Regions from separate parts of the Homo sapiens genome. Here region 1 is linked to region 2. A link is a contact called in ENCODE Hi-C or POLR2A ChIA-PET data. All regions are on one chromosome and are shown on one strand. Each heading gives the region's core, a stretch centred on a gene start or an enhancer-like site at or near the end of the contact. The rest is flanking DNA. Distances are from core to core; before and after follow the strand shown. Region 1 has its middle 52 kb from the start of LINC01217. Region 2 holds the start of H2AZ1-DT (H2AZ1 divergent transcript).

Region 1 (2,784 bases), core at 203-2,702, 790 kb before region 2:
TGCTAATTTAAAGGACATTAGTTGCTATGGGCAGAATGATTAAAATGCCAGTTTGAAGCAGGAAAATTAGAATGCAGCAGCAGTGGCAATCATAGATTATCAGTGGTTTTTGTATATATGCCAGGATTATAAGACATTCTGTCACCTGCCTATAGAAAAGCTTGACAAGTTCTGGAGGGTTATTTTGGTCTAAGACACATGATGGGTAAATCTTAATTGTCTTATCTTTTAACATGTGTTCATCCAAGTCTCCTCAGGGATGCAATAAAGTAGAGTTATATTTTAGAATGAGATGTATTTACCTGGCTTGATGCATTCATCACAAGTAGCAGAGGGTTGACACTAGCCTATCCTTCCAACCTTGTTTAACAACCACTTACTGAGTACCAAGCACTGTCCTAAGCATTTTACAAATACTAACTCAGGTAATTCTCATAACAAATCTATGAGTTTCATACCATGATCATCCCCATTTTTTTTTTCAGAAAGAAAACGGAAGCACAGAACGTTTAATTAATATGCTCAAGGTCACACAGGTTGTAGGTGGCAGGTCCTAGATTTGAACCCAAGCAATCTGGCTTCAGTGACTATACTGTTAACTAGATAAGAAATCCAACTCAGCAGATTATTATCAGCTAAAGACAGCCTCTCAGTTAACTTTAAATGCACTGTTATCAACATCCAAAGATTATCCTCAAAGATGTCATCCTTTCTGAGGAACTCCAGAACACAGACATAGTGAAATGTAAGGAGTTGAGGCTCACTTACTCTATATTTAAAGATCCTTAATGGATCAGAAGATTCTTGGGGATCAGCAAGGTGTCTCTAATGTTGCCAAACGATTAGCAAAAAAGCAAAGACATAAAGTTTCAAACAAAATTAATCTTTTAAATTCAATCACTCAAACATTTTTAAAAACATTTACAATAAACCAGGCACTAGTCTGGGTGCTGGATAGATGTGGATGAAAAAGACACCACCCCTGCTCACAAGGAGCTAAGAGTTTAGTGGGGTGGGGTGGGGGTGGGGGTGGGGCGGGGGAAATGTAGACAAAGGTAATTTTGTTATGGTATAGAAAGCTCAAGAATGGATATTATATCAAGTACTAAAAGAGGAAAGAGTAGGGATAGCTAACCCTTCTCCTGTAGTGAAGAATAATGTTCAGGGAAGGTTTTAAGGGAGGTGAGATTTGAACTGAGATGTAAGAATGAAGACTGAGAAGATTGCAGCATCCCCCAGCCTTGGCATTTTTGACAATTTGGACTGGATAATTTTTTGTTTGGAGGACTGGCCTGTACGTTGGAAGACGTTCGATGGAAGTCCTGGCCTCTACCCACTAGATGCCAGCAGTGTCTTTCCTCAGGTTATGACAATCAAAAAAGTCTTGAGGTATTGTCAGATGTCCCCTGGGAGACAAAATTGTCCAAAGTTGAGAACTACTGAGCTGGGAGAAAAGGTGGTGGGAGGTGGCTGGGACTAGTAGAAAGGGAAAGATGCCTGTCAGGGAGAGGACACACTGGGGATGAAGGCCTGGAGGTAAAAGAACTGGGTATGTATAAAGCTGTTGGGGCATAAGTGTGAGGTGCAATGTGGCCATGAATGGTTTCGATGATGATAGAGGAGGAAAAACTCACTGGTGACCTGGAGAGAACTCGTAGCAAGCACACACAGGCAGGAGATGGACTAAAGGTTACTCTGAATCATAAATTCAGCCAGGCTGCCTTATGGACTTATAAGGAACCAAAGCCAGCATCCACACCAGTTAGGTGGGGCACAAACAGACTGAGTGACTCATTCTGAGCAAAGGAGCTGCACTCTCCCCAAAGGCAGGTTGGAGGCTAGCTAAGTTCAGACAGTGGTTTTTTTTTTTTTTTTTTTTTTAAGGGAGACAGACATGGTCTAACATGAGGAGAGAGGATTGTGTTCACCCTAATCTTTTTGCTATGTAAAGCGTGAGACTGTGTGATAGGATATCTTCAGATCTGACAGCATAAGTGAATTCAGCAAGGCCCCACTGAGAACTAAAATCTTTGGTGAATGAGCTGCCCTATTTAAGTAGATTTTCCAAGATGATGAAAATCCTTAGTGCTTCAGTCCGCTCCCTTTAAACTTTAATCTTATTTTACTTTATATTGCTTTCTTAGCATAAATGAAACCTAATTGGACTTTTCCTTGATAATTTAATAGTAGTTACTATGATCATTAGGGTGGTGTCTCTGAAGGGTGATCTAATTTATTTTGCATCCTCGGGCAAATCAAATGGACCAACTATTGCAATTGTGTTTTGTAATTTTTTTGGTCTCATTTTTATAGCTAGATATCAGCTGTAGATTTTCACAACATTCTCATTTTGTTGTCTTCTGCCATAATTCAAAAACGTTGTTGGTAATCTTTTTCTTTTTTCCTGAGAAACATAATAACCAAGTTTGCTAGATTTAGGTCTAAAAACAGCTAATCTAAGCTCCAATAATGCCATAAACACTTATCTGATGTTTAATGTATGCCAGACAGTGTTCAAAATTGTAACACTCTCCTTAATACCAAAAGTACTTAAGTCTTAGTGCATCAGGTTTTACAACTATGTCAGTAGTCTTTTCCTTTTACTCTGAAGTTCTTTTATGTGTTCTGAGAAGTTAAGTGGCTAGAATTTTGATATTCAACTAAATGGGATTTTATATACTCATGATATAACACTTTTAGAAATTGCTAAACTCAGGAAGCAGGTGATACTTTTAGCAATCTGGAACTGTTCAACAGAGTAACAAGAAGCAAGGTGAGATTTTG
Region 2 (2,872 bases), core at 335-2,834:
AGCTTCCCTGGAGCCATCGTTAACTATCAGGTTTCATAGCTTAATATATCATTATTATATTATCAGTAGGAAAACGGCTGAAGTCTTGCTATCGACGACATCATAAGAGTTCCTTGGTTCCAAGAAATAATAAACCTCAATGTCAAAATTGTTGGGAAGCTCTTCTCTAGAATTTATCTCACAGAAATTGGGAGGTCCTCTAATTCGATAAAATCTTTCAAATTGAAACCCAATCTAAAGTACTTCAGAGTATATGTTTGTTGTTGTTGTTGTTGAGAAAGTCTCGCTCTGTTCCCCAGGCTGAGTGCAGTGGCGCAATCTTGACTCACCACAACCGCCGCCTCCCGGGTTCAAGCAATTCTCCTGCCTCAGCCTCCAGAGTAGCTGGGATTACAGGCGGGCGCCACCATGCCTGGCTAATTTTTGTATTTTTAGTAGAGATGGGGTGTCACCATGTTGGCCAGGCTGGTCTTGAACTCCTGACCTCGTAATCTGCCCGCTTCGGCCTCCCAAAGTGCTGGGATTACAGGTGTGAGCCACCATGCCCAGCATAGAGTATATGTTTCAAAATGTTCGTCACATTGAAACTATTCAATTATGTTAAAAAATGTAATACACTAAAACACTGCAAATGAGATTGAGACACTACTGTCCCCAAGCAGCTGGAGATGTACATAGGTGTTAATAACCTACTAGTTGGAAGGATAGTACTGTGTGTACAGTACCATTACTTTAACCTCATCATTTGCAACTGATTGCATTGCATGGACCCTCTAACTGCCTGAAAATCATGTCAGAGTTACTCCATCGACATTTGCCGAACATTTGTCATGTGGCAAAATACTTACTGTAGAAAAGTTGACACATAATAGCTCTGAGGTTTCACTAAATGAGCTTTACACACCAGGCTACAGGTACAACCCATTGATGTGTAGTCTCCAAAAAATATGGTTTATGATTTGATTAAAGAATACTGCCTCGCCAGAAGCTCCCTAAGTATAGACAAAAAGGGTTTCGTGACCAGTGAGGTGACTTGGCTTCACCGTTTGCTGTCACAGAACTATTCCGTGGAGGATTTCATAAGTAGTGAGGGAGAGGTGGAAGACCCGGCTGAAAATAAAGTGGGAGCAGCGGGTCGTGATCTGTTGGTGGCTGGGGACTCGCCTAGACGGAAGAAACACGGAATCTCTACTAAGGCTGTGGAAGGCGTCAGGGCAAACCTCAGACTCCTCTCACTGGACGCGTTCGCGCCACCTGTCAGACGGGAGGAGCCGCCAGGGATTGAGAGGGTAGGGAAGGGGTGTCCGGGGCCCCGGAAAGCGGCTGCGGGTCGCAGGTCTCCGCCCGAGAGGCGCTGGGAATGGGGCTGGGAGTGGTGGGGGCGGCGTGCTACATACCGAGGAGACTTCACGTGGTCTCTAGAGCCCTGCTAGGGGACCCGGGACGCTACCGCGCGCCCCTCCCCTGAGGTCTCAGCTCCTCCTCCCAGGCACGTGATCGCAGCCGGCTGGTAACTGCGCTCCTGCAGCGTAGCTCGCTCTGTTTCTTCCCTCCCGCCGCGGTGCCCTTCTTCTCCCCCGTTCCCATCCCTCCGCCTTCCCCCGCCTCTCCCCCCACGCCCCAATCGCGGCTTGAGATTAGAAGCGCCCGCCCCTCCACCCTTTTCTTCGCTTGCTCATTGGCTGAAGTCTCAAGGACGCGTCCCGAGGGCGGGTGGCAGCCATTGGTGGGATGAGCAATCCGAGTTCCCGGATGAGGGAACATTCTGCAGTATAAAGGGAGCAGGGAAGGCGGGAGACAGCGCAGTTTGAATCGCGGTGCGACGAAGGAGTAGGTGGTGGGATCTCACCGTGGGTCCGATTAGCCTTTTCTCTGCCTTGCTTGCTTGAGCTTCAGCGGAATTCGAAATGGTAAACTTCGCAGAGACGCTCGATGACTCCGCGGGTTTTTGCCGGCGAGAGAAAAACCCGTTACACAGAGGGATGGGGGTGAAGTGGCGACGGTTGGGAACGCGCGGAGACAGGATTTAGAAGAGTGGGGGGAGGTGTTTTGTCGGCTGCTAGCGGAGCAGCCTCGGATCTCGCGGCGGGCGGCGACGGTTGGGTGGCGCGCGCAGCGCCGCTGGGGGCCGGCGGGCGGAGGCGCGCGGCCGTGGCGAGCGCGCGGCGGGGGGCGAACGGGCGGGGTCGCCCCTGCGGCGCGCCGCGGGCCGGAGACCCCGGCAGGGTGCGGGGACGCGCTCGCGGCGGGACGCGCCGCGGTGGGGGATGGGCGCGCCGCCTTGGTAATTCTATATTCTCCGTTCCTCCTCCGCTCGCGGGCGTGTGCGCGCCGCAGGCTGGCGGTAAGGCTGGAAAGGACTCCGGAAAGGCCAAGACAAAGGCGGTTTCCCGCTCGCAGAGAGCCGGCTTGCAGGTCAGTAGTTGTTCGTGCAGTCTGGGAGTCATGATGTTTTTCTTTGCATTTCCTTTTTTGTTATTCATCGCTCTCGATGGGCGTTTTGTGTATGCGTGGGTGATGCGGTGTCGCGACTTGGGCTGCCCATACGATAAATATGGGGGGGAGGAATCACGTGTTTCGATGTCGGGACGCGTTGCTGCGCCCGTGCCCCTTGCTTTGGCGCGCATATAATTTCCCCATCTCTAGTTCTCATTTTTGTGCATTTATGTTTGTGTATGCTTAAAATTTAAGTTCCCAGTGGGCCGTATTCATCGACACCTAAAATCTAGGACGACCAGTCATGGACGTGTGGGCGCGACTGCCGCTGTGTACAGCGCAGCCATCCTGGAGTACCTCACCGCAGAGGTAAATGGGTGAACGCCTATAATCCGGAGAAGGTTTGGGGGGCGGGGAGGCGGCAAGAGGGAAGGAG

What was found. A loop is a pair of places that touch in the nucleus more often than their neighbours do. ChIA-PET counts read pairs that join two places held with the same protein, here RNA polymerase II (POLR2A). Pooled maps may share reads with other maps.
Region 1: a pooled map shows a loop between it and region 2 (3-fold over the local background). The contact joins the enhancer-like site here to the promoter of H2AZ1-DT in region 2. A Hi-C loop is called at or near these places in 2 of 50 pooled maps. POLR2A ChIA-PET finds 5 or more read pairs at or near these places in 2 of 52 experiments (GM10248 and PC-9).

What each region holds. Positions count from the first base shown.
Region 1 is chr4:100,737,544-100,740,327 of GRCh38, reverse strand. No RefSeq gene overlaps it. Among named protein-coding and RNA genes, the nearest start is that of LINC01217, 52 kb to the left of the region's middle. RefSeq lists an enhancer at 1,529-1,608. Within about 2 kb of position 1,452, at least 3 of the 41 ENCODE cell types and tissues checked have a DNase peak (open chromatin) inside an H3K27ac peak, as active enhancers do.
Region 2 is chr4:99,949,206-99,952,077 of GRCh38, reverse strand. H2AZ1-DT (H2AZ1 divergent transcript) reads right to left here and starts at 1,584. Exons shown (of 4, transcript NR_125923.1): 1 at 1,398-1,584. H2AZ1 (H2A.Z variant histone 1) reads left to right here and starts at 1,803. Exons shown (of 5, transcript NM_002106.4): 1 at 1,803-1,910; 2 at 2,338-2,415; 3 at 2,692-2,805. The coding sequence starts at 1,908. RefSeq lists silencers at 1,213-1,422, 1,463-1,512, 2,173-2,222, 2,303-2,392 and enhancers at 1,334-1,938, 1,883-1,972, 2,544-2,872.